Linked DNA regions of Homo sapiens: region 1 is linked to region 2. The links are chromatin loops, found by intact Hi-C in ENCODE. Cell type or tissue: dorsolateral prefrontal cortex. All regions are shown on one strand. Each heading gives the region's core, and the rest is flanking DNA. Links, peaks and the distances in the headings are about the cores only. Region 1 has its middle 21 kb from the start of LINC03122. Region 2 overlaps ZSWIM6 (zinc finger SWIM-type containing 6).

The links. Hi-C counts contacts between places; a loop is a spot of excess contacts. Peaks named below come from ENCODE experiments on the same cell type or tissue, not always from the same donor. Only the 100,000 strongest peaks of a DNase experiment are listed, where the experiment ranks them.
Region 1: it touches region 2 in a loop (1.8-fold over the local background); 2 of 110 quality-filtered maps call a loop at or near these places.

Annotation. Positions count from the first base shown.
Region 1 is chr5:61,612,150-61,621,632 of GRCh38, forward strand. No RefSeq gene overlaps it. Among named protein-coding and RNA genes, the nearest start is that of LINC03122, 21 kb to the right of the region's middle. In dorsolateral prefrontal cortex, for the core only: no CTCF peak of the experiment used is centred there; DNase peaks (open chromatin) are centred at 5,109 and 7,892; H3K27ac peaks cover 6,187 bases.
Region 2 is chr5:61,540,209-61,549,691 of GRCh38, forward strand. ZSWIM6 (zinc finger SWIM-type containing 6) reads left to right here. Exons shown (of 14, transcript NM_020928.2): 13 at 1,676-1,757; 14 at 3,247-5,964. The coding sequence ends at 4,109. Among named protein-coding and RNA genes, the nearest start is that of LINC03122, 93 kb to the right of the region's middle. In dorsolateral prefrontal cortex, for the core only: no CTCF peak of the experiment used is centred there; no DNase peak of the experiment used is centred there.

The sequences.
Region 1 (9,483 bases), core at 766-8,765, 72 kb after region 2:
ACCTGGCTTCAGGTGTCCAGAGCCAGGTGTCTACACATGCTGGTGTCTTTCAACGGATGTCTCTGTTAACAAAAATAAAGTGACATTTGAAAACCTATAAACTGGCAGGGCCCACCAGCTGTCATCTGGTTCTGTCCCCTGAGCCAAACCAAGTTCACCCCTGGTTTTTTGAAAACAGCTAACAGGCTCTGTGGGTGTTAAGCATCCCCCGGGGACAGGGATTCTGCACCTCTCTTGGTTGCCTACCCCAGTGTTTTATCACCTCAGGATGCCACCAGCCAGATGCCTTCAAGGTCTCGCAGCTGGAAAAATGACTATGAATGAAATAAATGAAGCTTTCAGTGATGGAAGCTCCTGATGGAGCTGACAATGGGGTATTTCCCAGCATCTGTCTCCTGCCACGTGGAGATCATCTTTTTATCGCCCAAAGATACTGCTACTGTTTTGTCACTGGCCACTAACCGGCTGGCCGCTCAGGTACTGGAGTCCAGAGCTGCCTCATTATTCAGTGCCGTCAATGTCACACCCCAGACTGCAATACATTATCATTCAAATGAGTCAGCCACAATGGAAGAAAAAAATATGCAAGCTGATTTTTCTCCAACGTCCTTTTCCCAGCACTCCCTAATTACAGCCGGCAGTTGATTGGGACAGTTGAACATGGAGGCTGATGGGGCCAGCCATGGTGTTGCCATCTAAGCAAAACACAAACAATACATAAACTCTCTGTATGCATTAGGTAAGCAGGATTTTATTCACAGCTCAGTGGTGTAACAATGCTCTGAATTTATCAGTCAATGGTCTGTTATAGCATTTCTCTTTTTGGTTCCATATTTTTGGTTCTTTCTCTCTTTTAAAAAATCTGACACATTAGTGACCTTGGCTTATCCCTGTTTCCTGTTTGCCTTGTATTTCAAAGTGATTTCATGATGGTTTTTTTCCTATCAAATGCTCACTATTTTTCCAAGGATGAATGAGCTCCCATGCTGTATTCTCTGTGTGTTCTTTTGATCATTCATTCATTCATTCATTCATTCAGTTAATATTTATTGAACACTTACTAAGTGCTAGAACACTGTGCTGGGTGCTGGGGATATAAAACAGACATTACCCTTGCTTACACAGCTTTAAAGACTAGTGACAGTGCTGGGTATTTAACAAACACTCAAATACACTTTTGCAAATTATGATAAGTGCACTAAAGAAAAAGAAGAGAATGCTCATATTCTTGCATGCAGTCTAAGTGTATAAGAGGAATACTGGTCCTCAACACTAATAATGGACACAAAAGATACCTAGTATTCTCCAAATAATATTTTTCTTAGGGTACACTCCTTGTACCTTAAAAAAATGTATTAACTTTCAAAGTGGTCTATGTTTTTCTGAGGGAGAATTGGATTATTCATGAAGTTCTTTGACCTCCACAATAATCTCATCAGTTTTCTCTAACCCATTTCATCAGCTTTGATTACTGCTGTGTGATGTTCTGTGTCTCATTGGTGATATTTAGAGCTTGGGGTAGTCAAGTGTTCAGCATGAGGAAGACAGCCTTCCTGTACTCTCATTTGGCAATTTTTTTCTTTTGGTTTTCCCTATGTTCCAGACACTGTCCAATTCAGCTTTCTGTCCTCATCACCTGACACACAGAGTTCACCATCAATGAGCTCAGATAATCTTTAATACATTGTGATGAGCGCTATTGTTTATTCACTAGACAAATATTTATTCAGCATCTGCTTCATGGTCTTGCTGCGCCCTGGAGATCTAGGGGTGAAACGGGTCGAGTCTGTCCTCTCCCAGAGCTTAAGGTGCACTGAAAGGTATCGTGCAATTACACTAAGGCAAGAAACGTGCTATGATGGGGGAGGCCAGGGGATAGAAAGGGGGCACTTGGACTTGGGGTGGGGGACCAGGGAAATGTTGGGAAGGAGATGACACCTTAGCTAAATGAAGAGTGTGTGGCTGTGGCCAGGAATAGGGGTGAGGGGAAGAAGAGAGCAGCAGATCTGGAAGTAAGAGAGAAAACCGGATGCCTTTTAAGAATTGAAAATTCTGTGGTTGGAGAATGAGCTGTTGTAACAGATGAGGCTGAAGAGGTAGGGAGGGGTTGGGAATGACTTTCAAGGCCCTGGTAAGGGATCTGATGGTGGAAGGGAGCAGAGAGATCAGGTTTGCTTTTAAGACTGTGTCCTGGGGCTAAGCTGAAGGTGCCAAGAGTTGTTCTCTGCTCACTGCAACCTCTGCTTCCCAGGCTCAAGCGATCCTCCCACCTCAGCCTCCCTAGTAGCTGGGACTACAGGCATGCACAACCACACCCAGCTAATTTTTGTGGTTTTTAGAGAGATGGGGTTTTGCCATGTTGCCCAGGCTGGTCTTGAGCTCATGAGCAGAAGCCATCTGCCTGCCTTGGCCTCCCAAAGTGCTGGGATTATAGGCGTGAGCCACTGTGCCCAGCCACTTTTTCCACTTCTTACAGGAGCACATGCAGAGCTCAGCTGCTGTTTTGCTGTTTTCCTTTTAGAATCTTCAGTCTTCTGCAGCATAATTATACCGTAATTCATACAACTAGTCTCTTGTTGATGGAAAATTAGGTTGGTTCGTTTTTTACTATTATAAACCATGCCACTGGGAATCTATGGCCTCAGGGGAATTTCTAATAGTGGAATTTCTGGGTCAGAGGGGTTAAGAGACTCACCAATGTCTCCCAGCCAGTGAGTGGCAGAGCTGCTATTCCAATTCTGTTGGAAGGACTAGGTCCGTGGTCTTTCAACTCTGCTGTGCTGTGCCCTCCCAGGCTGAGCAACTGGGACCTTTGAATCTCAATGTTCTTCTCTTGTGGAGGGAGGACCAGCTGGCGGCAGGGGTTGGGAAGTCACTTGGAGAACTTCTTAAACATGCAGCTTGCTGCACCTTTGGCATCAGAATCTCTGGAGACAAGCTTGGAAACTGGCATCTTAAATTATGTCCCTGACACTTAAGCAGCCAGTTGATCTTGATCCTGAGTCCTGTACTGAAACCACTGGCCCCTTCTCAGAGATCTCCAGCTATAAATCTCAGGATTCAGAACAGTCAGTCCAAAAACAGCACTGCCTTCTGTATCAGTTCCTCCAGAAAGTCAGAGAAGGTGGGAATGAGGACCCCTCTCCCATGGCATCCTGTGACACCATGCTGCATAAAGAAGCTCAAATGCCCAAATGTTCCCCTATCTCATGGGCCAGGAGGTAGGAAGTTATGCTGTGGGCTGCCATCCTACTCTATCCCATCCCTCTGCCCCCTGGTAAGGCAGTGTGCTCATGCCTGGGCCAAATTCTTACCTGTGATTAACAGATCAGCAGTGGGCCTATTCAATGCCATATCTAGCACACACGAAGATGCCTTTGACCAGGAAACACTTCACTACAAGTAGAAAGAGTCCCAAGAAAGAGGTATTTCCTTCCCCTCAGCCTGGGAAGCCACTGCCTGGGTTGTCCCATCCCACACTGTTTACCTCTGGATTTACAGTCTACCAGCTCCATGTTGGAATCACCTGGGGCCAACTGGAAAAGTCCAGATGCTGAGCTCGCACCCAGAGATTCTGATTGAATTGGTCTGTGGGGGGGCCAGGGAAAAGTTCCCTCAAGTGACTCTAATGTTCAGCCAGCTTTGGGAACCATTGTGCTAGGTCTTGTGTCCCCTCTCTTGGGGCAAGGTGGGCTATAGCTTCCCTGGCTTCTGTGGGACTGGCCCAGCCTAGCACTGATGTGGGCATGGCCATGGCCCATAGGTCGCCTCCTGGGCAGGCAGACGACAGAATGGGGTCAGCTCTGAGACTCTGGCTGCTCCCAGAGCCTATTCTGGAGGAGGTGTGTCCGTGCAGACCAGGATGGCCCCCGGCTCCCTCAGTGCCCACATTACCTGCTAACACAGCTTGCACGCAGCTTGACCTCCATACTCACAGGCAACAACCCCTTTTCCTTTTCTGAAATTAGAAAATGTGTAACAAGCACTTGCATTTGTTCCTGTTCGCTACGGAGCAGTGTGATGCACCAGCAGTGTTGCTCATGATTTATGACTAAAAAAAGTGGTTAGGTGAAAAAGTAGATTTGTCCCCAGAGGGCTCTGTGAAGTGGCACTATTAATTTGGAAACATTAGCCACCATGTTCTGGGCACCCCTACCTTGACTTTGTGTCATAGATGATGACAGAAATAACAATCAATCGCTGAGTATGTGCCATCATGACCACCTCTCTCATCTCTCTAGACCTCCGTGTTTATCCATCTATAAAATAAAGAGTTGTGTTTTTTTGAGATTTTTCTGCTCTTGGTATCCTGTGCATCTCTGAAGGGTAATTAAGTCAACACTGATGATCCTTGGACTGCCCTTCTCATTGGAAGACTATTAGTCACAAATAGCATAAGAACTCAGGAAACGTTGAAGCTGAAAGTCAGAAATACTGACTTCTACTAGAAACATACTCAATTCAACCTTTTTGCCATCCCCAGTATGCCAAACAGAGAATGTGAGGGAAGATGCCTTCAAATGTGCATTTCTGGCCGGGTGCGGTGGCTCACACCTGTAATCCCAGCACTTTCGGAGGACGAGGTGGGTGAATCACTTGAGGTCAGGAGTTTGAGACAAGCCTGGCCAACATGATGAAACCCTGTCTCTACTAAAAATAGAAAAAATTAGCTGGGTGTGATGGCACGGCCTGTAATCCCGGCTACTCTGGAGACTGAGGCAGGAGAATAGCTTGAACCTGGGAGGTGGAGGTTGCATGAACCGAGATTGTGCCGCTGCACTCCAGCCTGGGTGACAGAGTGAGACTCCGTTTCAAAAATAAATAAATAAATGAAAATAAAAATAAATGTGCATTTTCACTACTCTGGAATGAGGAGTTTTTGCAAAGGAACAAGTGCCCCAAAGCCCCAGCTATCCAGGGGATATAGCGTTCCAAGAGGGGCTCCATGGAGCACAGGAGTCAGCCTCTACGTTTGGCAGCTGTGGGCCCTGGCTGAGAAAGAGGCTGAGGGGAGGCCTCTAGAGGAAAGGGGGAGTGCCCAACTGGCCAGGACATTTGTGTTCTGTAGCCCTTGAATAGATTTTTATCATGGGCTGGCTGGCTCTCTGCCCTCTCAAACCCCTGAGTGGCAGCTGAGCTGGGAACTCCATGCCTGTACACTCAGCTAGCTCCAGGCTGCTCTGGGGCTGATCCTGGGCTTAGAGGAGTGGGTGAGTAGCTCTCACTAGATCAGCACTGAGTCTGGCTGGGGGTCCGCTCTGGCCTTTCCTCCTGGCTTTGGCTCTGATCTCAATTAATGTGCTCTAAGCTGCAATTAATAGAGAACCTCACTGATATTGGTTCTAATAAAGAATACATATGATCTTACATAACTTGAAGATCCAGTTGGATAGATACCAGGCTTGGCTGCTTGTTAGAGTAATGACATAATGAAAGACCCATATTCTTTGTGCTTCGTCCCTCTGCCATCTTTGATATTAACTTCTTCATCTGGGTGGTAGCAAGATAGTTGTTGCTGTTCCAGGCATCACTTGTGGATGTGATGATATCCAAAGGAAGAAGAGAGACTGTCCCTTTCTCTGGCTTTCTCTTAAGAGGGAGGAAATTTCCTTTCACGTCTCATAGGCTCTGGTTCAGTCACATGTCCGTTGGGATTGCTTGATTGGCTTAGATTAAACATCTGTGGTAGAATGGATTGGAGGAGTCAACCCAATGTTTACCATTATTTCTAGTGTATCTGTTTTCTTGCTTGATAGTGTGAACTGGTTTTTTTCTTTTTTTTTTGGCTTGGTCATCTTCCTCTTTAGCTATTTGCCAATTATCTCTCTTTACCTTCCAATTCCATTGTTAAAAGCCCCCTCTGAACTTATTGCAGGTGGACACGCCAAATCTAGACTCTATGGAGTCCAGGAATGACAACAATCTCATCTTGTCCATTGTTCCTCTTGGCCTGATCCATCTACCTCCAATTCAGTCTTTTCTCCTGACCCACGCCCACTGACTTCAGGGAAGATGGAACTGAGCTGTTCCCAGTGGTAGAATTGTGAACAGCATACAGGAGAGACCCTCAAAGCCTAACCTGGGAGTCTCCCAGCAGGCAACCCTGTGGTTAGAGGAAGTTGTATTCTTCTGTGTATACATGTGCATGCATGCAGATACATGTGTGAGCATGCACACAGTGAGCATGGGCTGTGGTGTGCACCCAATTAGACCCAACTGGACCTGTGTACACACCTATCTTCTTTGTCATGCCTGGCTTTGTTGGTCTCCCAGATTCCCAGGCAACTCTTGCTACATTCTACAAAGGTTTTGGGGTTGCTCTTTTAAGAAATGAAATTGCCTTCCAGATGCTTCTTTCACTTATTTTTTTCCTCCACTTGACAGAACTGCCTAAACTTCCCATTCAGGGGCTCTAAAGAGAAGTGTATCATTTCATGCTCCCTTGTTTAGCTTTTCCAAATCTAAAGCCAAAGCTGCCACAGCCACTGATTAACAGAAATCAAAAGCAAAGGCTGGGCTTTTGATGGGAAAAATGCTACATTAGAGAGGGCTGGTTGTTTTACAATTGCAGGGTAAGGTCCATAATATTACCCACCACTGAATGGCCATTAGATTGCAAATTACTGGTCACTTTGCTGGACGGCTCAGTCATCCTGTAATCATGATCATAATATCCCCCTGTAATGGTCAAGCCCAGGCACCTACCAGGAGTCTGGTTGCTGAGGCGCCAAATTGCTGGGCTGTGTACAGTAATGATTATCGCAGCAGGACAGAAGAAAAGCTGCCCCGAAGTCCTGGGTGTGTGGCATTCTGTCCTAGTTCCCCATTAGAAAACAGAAGGGCTGATGAGAATTACTCTAATGTTCCCTCTCTCCAGTGTTCTACTCATTGGGGGTCTAACTTTGTGTGGCTATCAGGTTCACATGGTGTCTTGGGCCAGCTGAGTTGTGAGCTCTGGGCTGACAAGTAGAAAAGGAAGGTTATTATTTTATTCCTAGCCTTTTGCTGTGGTGAATTGTGCCTGTGTGTGTATGTGTGTGCACACCCACATGTGTGTCTCTGGTGATGAGCATTGGCCATGAAACACACAGACTGCTTCAAAGTTATTAAGATGTGTGTGCATGTGTATGACAGAACATACAGGGAAGCCTGTAACTTTTCTATATTTTTAACTTGGGTCCTGGTTTCATATCTTACATGTATGTTATATGTATCCTTTTGTGGTACAAATATGAAAAAGAAAAAGAAGATGCAAAGCTGATGGAGGGATGAGCTCTTAGCTCAACACTTGGCTGATCTAAGGGTCCCACAGGAAGCAGACGGCATGCTCCACGGGGCAGCTGGGGAGAGTTAGGCCTCCTAACAGAGGCATGGGCAGGGTCAAGGGCAAACAACAGGGGCGGGTGACAGGAAGAGGCCTCAGTTACTCCCAGGCCCAGGAGTCAAGGGGAGGGAGCTGAGCCTGAAGAAAAGGCTTCTGGGGGAAATAGGGAACCTGACTTCACTGTCCTTTTGCCCTCCTTTCTCTTATTACTGCCTTCTCTTGGCCAAACCCAACCAGAAGCCAGAGGGCAAGGGAGCCCCTGGGTACTTTCTACAAAGGGAGAGCAGGCGAGGAAGGTGCCGGGGGATGTAGAGAGGGGTGTGGACATAGCCAGCACTCAGCCCAGCATGTATTTGTTAATGGGGTGTCTAGCCATCGGCTGGCAGGAAGGGACTCTTGGGCCCTGCCTGGATTGGGTTTCTAAGGTCTGCTGTCTGGGAGTTACCGTGGCAGGCTATAGACGTGCCCTGCCTGCTGTGCCCACATACTTGGTCCATGGGGACAGTGATTCCTCAGCATACACCCAGCTTCAGTTCCTGCCCAGCACTTTGGCTGCCGTGCCTGTGGCTTCTGGGTTCCAAGAAATGATATGAGATGTCTCCCTGGCAGTGAGTGCCTTGAGCCAGACCTGGGATTAGAGGAGAGGAGGTGCTTTGGATAGGAGCTGGGGGGCACAGTGGGTGAGTGGAGGAGTCTCCCACAGGCTCAGAACCTGGTCGCAAGCCTTCCCAATGGCTTGCAAGGAGGCTGTAGACAGGCCCTCGTCTGTGTTTCCCTGCTCTTTCTAATTTGGTAGACATCGTGTCCTGCATAATTTTGTAAGGAACTGCATACTCCTCGCCAACCCTCCTTGCCAGCACAGGGGAATGCTAGCTGAGAAGGGAGTGTAAGGTTGGCATGACTTCAGTTCCCCCAGAAAAATACCATTCCCTGCCCTGAGAACCTGCTTGTCAAAAGCTTTTAGCAAGGCTGAACTAGTGACAGGAAAGGACTCAGATGGCTTTCTGTATAAATAAAAAGAGTAAGGAAAATAGCAAATGCTAATTGTGTGCCTACTCTACCCTAGGTGAGCTCTAAATGCTTTACCTATGTTATTTTGTTTGATCCTCATGACAACTCTATGAACCAGGTACTAAAGCTATCCCCACTTTTCAGATGAGGAAACTGAGGCACAGAGAGATTAAATTACTTGCCCAGTGTCACACAGGTGGTAAACAGTAGAGCTAGGATTCAAACTTGGGCAGGCCGGCTGCAGAATTATGCTCTGTCCCCTTTTCCTTCTTGGCTAACTTCTCCTTAGTAGGTGCCAAGAGACGGGATGTTCCTAAATCTGAACTGAGTGTAGAGCTGGAAAGAGCTTTGAGATTCATTTAGTCTTGTCTTTGTGTTCTTACAGAGGGGGAAACTGAGGGTTCCAGGGGTTCAGTGATTGGGTCTCCAGATCCCTGCTCTGGAAACACTGGGCAGCTGAAAGGTGGCCAGCTGTGCCTGGTGATATTCTGGCAATTTTCCTAGCTTTGTTTACCAAGTAAATTTCTTTGAAGCAAAGTTCCTTTTATCCAAGAAGCAATGTGACCTCCAATCTTGTTTTCATAAAACGTCTCTGACGTTAGCCACATGAGGCAAAAGCCCTGGAGGTGTTTGTGTTGCCCTTCTGCTCCCTGAATCTGATGCTGTCTCTGTTTCTACTGTGAATAACAGTCAAGCATCAGGCCGTGGGGAGCCTGGGGGCCAGGTGAGCTGGGCATGCTGGGGCACAGATAAAAGGAGATCGTTCATCAATTTCCAGGGGGTTCAGGGGCACCTGAAGCATCTTTGTCTACAGAGGTCCTCGGCCCACCCTGCCAAGTGGCTGTCACAAAGAACAGAGTGTCTTGGGCCATGTGACCATGGGGGAGGGTGCCCAGGCCTCCGAGGGGGCTGCCAGCTTCTGAGCTGTTGATTCCATGACTATCGGATCCAGCGCTACAGAGAAAGGGCAGCATTCTTCCTGCAGAGGCTTGGTCCAAATGGCCCCATGGCTTTCTTTTCTCCGGGATCAGCAAGGCTACTGTTGAGAGGGACAATCGAGGTTGTTGTCCTGGCCTGGCCCAGAGACACTGCTGCCAGATGCAGAGCTGGCTCCCTGGGGCCATCCTTGCCACACCTGCCCTCCAGAT
Region 2 (9,483 bases), core at 420-8,419:
GAGAAAAATAGGTAAAGGAGGAGTGATCGGGCCAGAGTCCAGTTTTAGATTTCAGCAGAACAGAATACCAAGGACATTTTGAGTTCGTCATGCAGATAGATGTTTGCTTCCTTATAGTTTCTGAACAGATCACTGGATAAACCAAGAACTAAAAAGTTTGTTTCATTTTTCTCATGGAATCTCTATTAACATTTGCTTTCTTCCCATTAAAAAGCAGTGAACAAAATTGTTATACCCCAGTTACCTAAAGAATGGGGAGTATAATCCCCTGATTGGATAATTAATCTGGTGTTTTAGTTGTGGATTCTCCCTTACAGTGACTAATAATGTTTAAATAATAGGATCACAGGAAAATGTACCTACCATGGTAACATAGAATACTGTACAAGCAAAGGGTATAGAAGATTGCTTTTAAGCTATATAGTGATGGTTCAGAAGTTTTTTGTTTTTTTTTAATTCTTGTTATTTGGCTAATTTTTGTCACCATTTGCCTCATCTTAAAGATGTGATGCAGAAAGAACCATTAACATGAGCTCTCTTGTTATTTGGAATTCATGGTAAATAGGATATGCACGAGAGCTTATTCCTTGACTCATTCTTTCTAGAACCTAAGAAGGAATCTCACAGGCCCTTTGTGAGTATTTCTAGAACCTAAAAAGGAATCCCACAGGGCCTCTGGGGATATGATGTCCCTGGATATTTTGTGGGTTTTTTTTTTTTTTTTTTTTTGTTGTTGTTGTTGTTTTGTTTTTTCAGATGGAGTCTCACTCTGTCACCCAGGCTGGAGTGCAGGGGTACAATCTCAGCTCACTGCAACCTCTGCCTCCTGGGTTCAAGCAATTCTTCTACTTCAGCCCCCTGAGTAGCTGGGACTACAGGCGCACGCCACCACACCTGGCTAATTTTTATGTTTTTAATAGAGACGGGGTTTCACCATATTGGCCAGGCTGGTCTCAAACTCCTGACCTCGTGATCCATTCCGCCTCAGCCTCCCAAATTGCCAGGATTACAGGCATGAGCCACCGCACCTGACCGTCCCTGGATATTTTGAATCTTTAAAGAATGGGGGAATTATGAAGAGGGAGATATGTTTATTTAGGGACTTCTTGTTAGAAAGTGAAAAACAAAATCAGATCACTAATGATATCAAGGATGATTTTTTCCCCCATAAACCTGGAGTTACCTTCATGGTCACCAGAAAAGAGCAATCAGAGATTGAAGGAATAACTAAAATGATTATTTTAAAATACCTCTTTCCCCACTGAGAGTTCCTGGTTAGAATGAATTCACAGGAGCCTCAGAAATTGAACTATGGAATGTTAAATCTGGGGAGGGAAAAAGGGCATGGGCTGTGTTTAATGCTCCAGTCCAGCCCTCTGATTTTGCAGATGAGAAAAGATAGAGTAACTGGTTCAGATACCACATCTAGTCAGTGGGCCCACCAGGAGGAGAATATGGGCCTCTTGCCAGGAGGAGAATGTGGCTGTGGCAAGGCCACCTGGGGTAGCCATGGACAAATCCAAATTCATATGTAGAGCTTTGCTCTAAATTATGCTTTCATCTTCCTGGTGGTAGACAGTAGGTATGCCTTATATGCCTTATAGTTTATCCCCCCCCTTTTTTTTCATTGACTCAGGATAATTTTCTAAAACATTTTGTTACCCTGTTTTTATAGGTTATGCGAATGACACTGTCAACCTTAAATTGGCGACGGCGGGAGATGGTGAGGTGGCTGGTAACGTGTGCTACTGAAGTCGGTAGGTAAACTCTGGAACAGAAGCTTTCCTAGGTGCCTCATGGTAGGATTTAACTTGTCAGTTACAGACATGTGAACATATTCACTCTTTTATGTTGACTTCTCCAAGGCTCCTTCTAGCAGTCCACAAGGGCTTCCTTCTCCCTGACCCCTTACCCCTAACCTTCAGTTATACATACTTGTATTATTCAACTTGAAATGGTCACATTTGTGAAGCTCCAGCTTCTTATTTAAAATGGTATAAGTCAGTGAGTAAACTGTTTTTATTCAGTTCATATATATAAAGTTACCTAGTTGCACTGTTTTTCTTCTTTATCATCTGAAGGCATACATCATGGTATCCAGCAGAGAAGTGATGACCACTGGGTGTGGTTTAGGTGATCCTCCAGATGTGTGAGCAATTGTAGCTGGCCATAAGAAGATTTCCTGGCTGCCCATAAGCTGCCATTTTGTGAGGCCCTTCAGCTAACTATTTCTCCACTGCAGCAGTAGATCAGTTCAGAAGAAAACTGTACATTCCCAGCAAGAATGCCAACAGAAACAAATGGTTGCTATTTAAAATAAATAGTGGTTAAACGTTCTTTTTTCATATTTGCATCAGAAAGGGATACATACTTCATGCTGAGAAAACACTGCCATCCCAGTGTTTAGATATGACACAGCATATACTATAAAATTATTATTTTTCTTTCACTAACGTATAATGGTTTTTTTATTTTGGAAAAAGGGAAGCTGGTCTCAATATAAAGATTATCTTTACATCATTAAAGTCATGCTTTAGTGAAGCAAAACAAAAATAATACTAATTTAAGAACTGCCACACAACTTCTTTGCCCCTGCCCCAACATATAAACCTGATTTCTCTCTGAGACCTAGTACCTTCTCTTCAAATCATTCACTTTTAGGATTTTCCTACAAGTGAGGGATATTGGGTCTGTGAACGTAAAGTGATTATTTTAAAGACATGGTCAGCCATTTCCAACGTTTGATTCATCTGTAGGTCTGCTTCTATTGACTTTGTTCTCTTGATTATGGGCCACATTTTCCAGCTTCTTTGTGTGTTTTAAACTTTTGTATTATGTGTACTTTTACCTTACACACAAGCACATAAGCCATGTAAAGTCCCTGTTTTGGTGAGGTTGCAATTTTTGAGCCTCAAATTCTGACAGGAAGCCCCAGTGAAGTAGAACTCATTAGCAAAAAGCCATTGTCTGAAATGGCAAGCAGCACAGTACAAATACCAGCTACCAAGAGGATTGGTTCTTTATTATAGCAAGTTCATGTTCCTTTCAGGCATTTCACTGAATAACAATTCATAATGACCTTATTCTTAAAGGTTTCTCACAGGCACATTACTTTACAGGATTTTCTAGCCTAGCTCATGTCCTATGATGGTTAACAATGTAAACACTGGTTGTAAAAGTCAAAATAAGGCAGGACCTCTGGGCAGCCTCCTCGTCAGTAATAGAGCCTGTTTGTGTTCCTTGCAGGGGTTTATGCCCTGGACAGCATCATGCAGACCTGGTTTACACTCTTTACTCCCACCGAGGCCACAAGTATAGTTGCAACTACCGTGATGTCCAACAGCACCATCGTCCGCCTCCACCTGGACTGCCACCAGCAGGAAAAGCTGGCCAGCAGCGCCCGGACACTTGCACTGCAGTGTGCCATGAAGGATCCACAGAACTGTGCCCTCTCTGCGCTAACCCTTTGTGAAAAGGATCACATAGCTTTTGAGACGGCGTACCAAATTGTTCTCGACGCTGCTACGACTGGCATGAGCTATACACAGCTCTTTACAATAGCACGGTACATGGAGCACCGCGGGTACCCCATGAGGGCCTACAAGCTGGCCACCCTGGCCATGACCCATCTCAACCTGAGCTACAATCAGGACACACACCCTGCCATTAATGATGTTTTGTGGGCCTGTGCGCTTAGCCACTCCCTTGGTAAAAATGAGCTTGCAGCTATAATACCTCTGGTGGTCAAGAGTGTCAAGTGTGCAACGGTACTGTCAGACATTTTGCGCAGATGCACTCTGACCACTCCTGGCATGGTGGGACTTCATGGGAGGAGGAACTCTGGTAAGCTCATGTCACTGGACAAAGCCCCCTTGAGGCAACTCTTGGATGCCACGATCGGGGCCTACATCAACACAACGCACTCACGGCTCACACACATCAGTCCTCGGCACTATAGTGAGTTTATAGAGTTCCTCAGCAAAGCCCGAGAGACCTTCTTAATGGCGCATGATGGACACATTCAGTTTACACAGTTTATTGACAACCTGAAACAAATCTACAAAGGCAAAAAGAAACTGATGATGTTGGTTCGGGAGAGGTTTGGTTGATAGATCTTGTATGAATGGGGTGGGGGGTGGGGATGGGAGGGATGGTTTGTTTTTACTTGAGCCTGCCTTTGTACCCTTTTTAACTTAAAGAACAGAGCCACACCGGTATTATATGTGTATAGTTATATTGCGTTTGCAGACTAAATTGTCATGTTGTGAAAGTTTGTGTGTTTTTTATTTTTTCCCTATTTCTTTCTTTCCTTTATTTTATTATTTTTTTTAATTTTTTTTTTCTGGTTTTGTATGAGAGAGAGGTTAAAAAGGTTTGGTTTACACTGAGTATATGTTGTCAAGTGGCAAAAGTCCACATAGCTCTCCTGTTTTCTGTATACGTTCACAGCCTCAAAAAAAATAATTGAAATGGCTTTAAAAACCAAACAAAACACCTCCATCCTGTGATAAGTACCTCGAATGGATTCAGCTTTACTCCTTTGTAACTCATCTTTACATTTTCAGCATATTTAAACAAACCAACAAAATGAAATACTAATAGTAAAAAGGCTGACCCATGTGGCTTTGCAGTGCTGTTCGTCCAGAAGCATGGCACACGATGCTTGTGCATGTGGAAACTTAGCGACTGTCAACATACATTCTCAGGGATTTATCCAAAAAAATTAAAAAAAGAATGAGAGCATTTATTGTACTGTATATATATTATAGTATATGTCTGAATATTGAAAATATAACATTAACTAATTTATAAAAAATATTCTATGTAATGCAAAATACTTGAAGCTGCAGTAGCTTGGTTTTAAACAAAAACAAAAAAAAAACTGAGAGAAAACCTATCAGAAGGACTAAAAGTACGCCTTGCTTCAGGGTTGGCTCAGGTGGTGAACTTCATGCTGGGCATCTATGCAGAGCCACCTTTTGGATTGCATGGTTGGACTGAGATCTATTGGGAGAAATTATATATGTATATATATTTATACAACTTATGTATACATATATATATGTATACACACAGACACACACACACACCACCAACAACCACCACTACACCACACATGCTTATAACAGGCACTAGAATAAAGAGGGACAACAAAATACACAGCCAGAGCAGCAAGCCTTAGCATTAAGAATATACAATATGCCGGAATTGGGGTTCGTGCCTCCTAGCCTAGGAAACTTAAAAGAAATATCCTTTTGACACAAAACACAAAATGTTTTCCAAAACAATTGACATAATGATACATTACGCCTTTGCAGTGAGCTAATAATAAGCTAACCTTTGTGCACAAATAACATTATATATATTATATATCTATTCTGCATAGGTATTTTGACTTTGTGCAGGACAGAAAGTTGTGTAGGTATGACTGTTCTACTTTTCAGTTTTCTTTTTTTTTAATATATTTTATTTTCTCTAGAAATTACTCAAACAAAAGCAGCCTTCTATCTTGCCTTGTCTTAATGCTTTAAAATAACCAAACTGGAGATCTAACTACCAAACTGTTCATTATATTATTAAATACCAACTTTGGTTACAGTATAGTGTCTTTACTTTAGCTGATGGTTCTGTAACCTTGTGCTTTTTAAAGCAATTTTTATGTTTTGGTGCAAAAGTTGTCCAGTGTCTCTTGTTCCCTTCACTAGAGAACATGCTTAGAGGTATGTTTGTAGGTATTTTTGTTTAGAAGAACTATTTCATGCGCTCCATTTTATTTATTATAATAGGTAAAAAGAAAAAAAAAGGTTGTAATTCATCACCCATGTAAACATGCTCATGAAGTTGAAAGTAATTAAGATTTGATACACTGATATCAATTTATTTATGTAACTAAATCACTGTTTTATAAACTTGTTAATGATCAACAATTTTTGTTTTGATTAAAATTAGTTTTTTGAAAGTTGATTCTGCCTCCTTTATGGTATATCTCTTATTGCACCTGAATTTGGTGATTATAGACTTGGGTAGTACTACGCCTCCAAGTGTCTAATACTATATTGACTCATCCAGTAAACGTTTATGTGCTATTTTCCAGGCACTGTGCTAGGCCCTGGAAATGTAATGGTGAACAAAATCAGACCCTGGACCTCACTGTCTGCTTAATGGAGAAGGCAGACATAAGCCAAATAATCACAAAGATAAAATATGAAACAGAATAGTCTGTTTTCTGTCTGAACCCTTGGTCGTTCCTCTAATAAGCTATAATTTAGGATGCTCAGTACTTAATATATTTAATAAAGGCTGAGTTTGTGAGATTTTCTTGTGTGTGTGGTTTAAAAGGAAGTTACATTATAAAGGGCAGATGCTACATGCACACCATAGTCACTTGTATCCAGTATTTCCATCAAGGATCTGTACCCAAAATGATGCAAATAGTTTTTGCGTGTATGTGGTTAAAAACAACATCACATAATTTACCATCTTAGGCATTTTGAAGTGTACAGTTCAGCAGTGTTAAAAATATTTACAAAGTTGTAAAACAGATCTCCAGAATTTTCTCATCTTGCAGAACTGAACTCTATATGCCCATTATGTGACTGCCCTTTTTCTCCTCCCTCCAGCCCCTGCTAGCCACAGCACTCTTGCTTTCTACTGTTACGATATTGTCTGTGATATTTTAGGCACCTCATGTAAGTGGAATCACAAAGTATTTGTCTTTTTGCAATGTTTATTTTACTTTTGTCCTACAGGCTCATCCATGTTGTAGTATGTGAGGGGATTTCCTTCTTTATGGCTGCATAGTTTTTCATTCATGTGTGTCTATATCACATCTAGTTTATTCATCCATCAGTGGACATTTGGATTCCTCCCACTTCTGGCTATTGTGAATAATGCTGCTGTGAACTTGAGGGTGGAAATACCTCTTTGAGGCCCTGCTTTCAATTCTTGTGGCTATATATCCAGAAGTGGGATTGACAAATACTTCTTTTAAATTCACAATTTTCAGAATACTTACTCCTTTGAAATGTTTTAAGTTTTTATTTGACATATAGTCTTAACAGTGGATTCCAAATGTCAAGAGGTTAAGTCGATAGGTGGAAGTTAAAGTAAATGAGTCCATGGTGACATTTAAAATCCCATTAATGCTAAGTAGAAATAAAAATAAAAACCATGAAGTGATTTGAAGGTTGATTCTTTTTTGTAAGTTTATTCTTACTTTTTTGGAAGTTGACATTGCCTGAGGGCAAATACAGTTTATGTGGGTCTACTGAAACGCTGGGACATTTCATAATGAAGTAGACTGTGATACGGTTAGGAAAGATGGCATCAAAGAAAGAAGAAAGGTGACTTCTAATAGTTAAGACTTTGAGATGTCCCCTGATGGAAATTGTTCTGTGTTAACTGGCCATTTTTGCAGAGAGATCTTAAACTCTCATGAGCTTTTAGAATACAGATGGAGACCAAGGATGACACGACTTGCCCACCCCCGTTTTAGCCAACGTTTCTGACCCACCATGCCTTCAACTCCATTTTTACGACTATGGTCAAGTAGACAAAACTGATGTGATTTGTACATGTTTTCTTACCTTCCAATGGGCTAGTGCTAGAAAGACTTCTGAGACTGTTAAAATTGGAATAGCAGAAATGAGAAATAGAAGTGACAAGCTTGGTTAATTCAAAGGCAAGAGAATGTGTTCCTAATTGGGGCCTGGACTGGAATTCTGCATTTCTCGGCTCTTGATTTGTGATTTCATTTGAGAATAGGGGCTATACTTTCAGGGAGAAAATGAATGTTTCATAACTTTCAAATATTAATAAGTCAGTTGAATAAAAATTAACTGAAGTCACTATAGTCACAATATTATAGTAGTGCAGTGTAGTAGCAAAGGAGAACTGAACTTTTTCTAAATTGCTGAAAAAGTTGTTAAATTGCAGCTGGTTCAGAAATTAGATGGTCAGTGAGAAGACGGGAAAATGCAGGGAAAAAATTAAGTAACCTGATACATTTTAATAAATGTGTGACTGAGGTAAAATTTTTATTTAATTTTTATTTTATTTTATGTTCCAGGATACATGTGCAGGATGGGCAGGTTTGTTACATAGGTAAATGTATGCCATGGTGGTTTGCTGCACCCATCAACTTGTCATCTAGGTATTAAGCCCTGGATGCATTAGCTGTTTGTCCTGATGCTCTCTCTCTCCCCAGCACCCCCTTCCCCCAACAGGCCCCAGTGTGTGTTCTCTGAGGTAAAATTTAAGAACTGTTAACACCAGTTGGTAAGTGGACCAGTTCAATCTAGCTTGAGCAAAGAAGAAATGTATTGTATTCTTCAGTGAACATTTTTCTATGAGCCTATCCTGCAATAGGCATGGTTCTAACGCTAAAAAGACAATGCAGAAAGCAAAATGCCTATTCTTACGGAGCATAAATTCTAGTGGGAGGGAGACATATAAAAATGTATTAAATGTATTAACTGGTGATATGTGTTGTAGAGAAAGGCAGGGGGAAAGGGTGTGATTTGAGGTGGAATGATTCTGGAAGACCTTGCTGATGTGACGTCCCCACGGATGCCTGAGGGAAGTGAGGGAGCTGGCCCTGTGAGTGCCTGGGCAGATGTATGTTTGAGGTGGAAGGAACAGCAAGCGCTAAGACCCCGAGGAGGAGGTGTGGAAATGTGCCAGCCTAGTCAGAACAGCCAGCAAAGGAACTGTGGCTGGGGCAGAATGGGGTGGGAGGTGGTGAGGTGGGGCTAAAGAGCAGGAGAGTTAAGTTGCAGCTCCTGGCTTGTAAGTCATGGTAAAGATTTTTGCTCTGTGTTTTTTTTGGTTTTGTTAGTTAGTTTGTTTGTTTTTGAGAGGTAGTTTCACTCTTGTCGCCCAGGCTAGAGTGCAACCTTCCTCATCCTCCTGAGTAGCTGGGATTACAGGTACCCGCCACCACGCCCAGCTCATTTTTTTGTATTTTTAGTAGAGACGGGTTTCACCATGTTGGCCAGGCTGGTCTCAAACTCCTGACTTCAGGCAATCCTCCCACTACGGCCTCCCAAAGTGCTGGGATTACAGGCGTGAGCCACAGCGCCCAGCCTGGTTTTTTTTTTTTTTTTAAGGATCCAAAGTAGAGAAGAATCATATGATCTGACTTTTAAGTGAGATGAGAAGACATTCGCTGGCTGCTGCGTGGTTAGCACAGCCAGGGAGAAGCCGAGAGATGAGAGGCTATTAACAGTAATCCAGGCAAAAAACGATGGTGCTTGGACCCAGTGGGGTCAATGAGGATGGTGACAAGAGTCTGCATCTCATGGAAAGCTGAGCCATTTCCTGATATGAGCATTAGCATGTGAGAAAGAGATGCATCAAAAATGACCATGGAATTTAAACTTGAGCACCTGGAAGGAAGAAGTGGCTGTTAACTGGAATGGAGAAGATTTTGGGAGCAAGCTTTTTGGAGGAAGACCAGGAGTTCAGTAGTGAACATTTTAAATT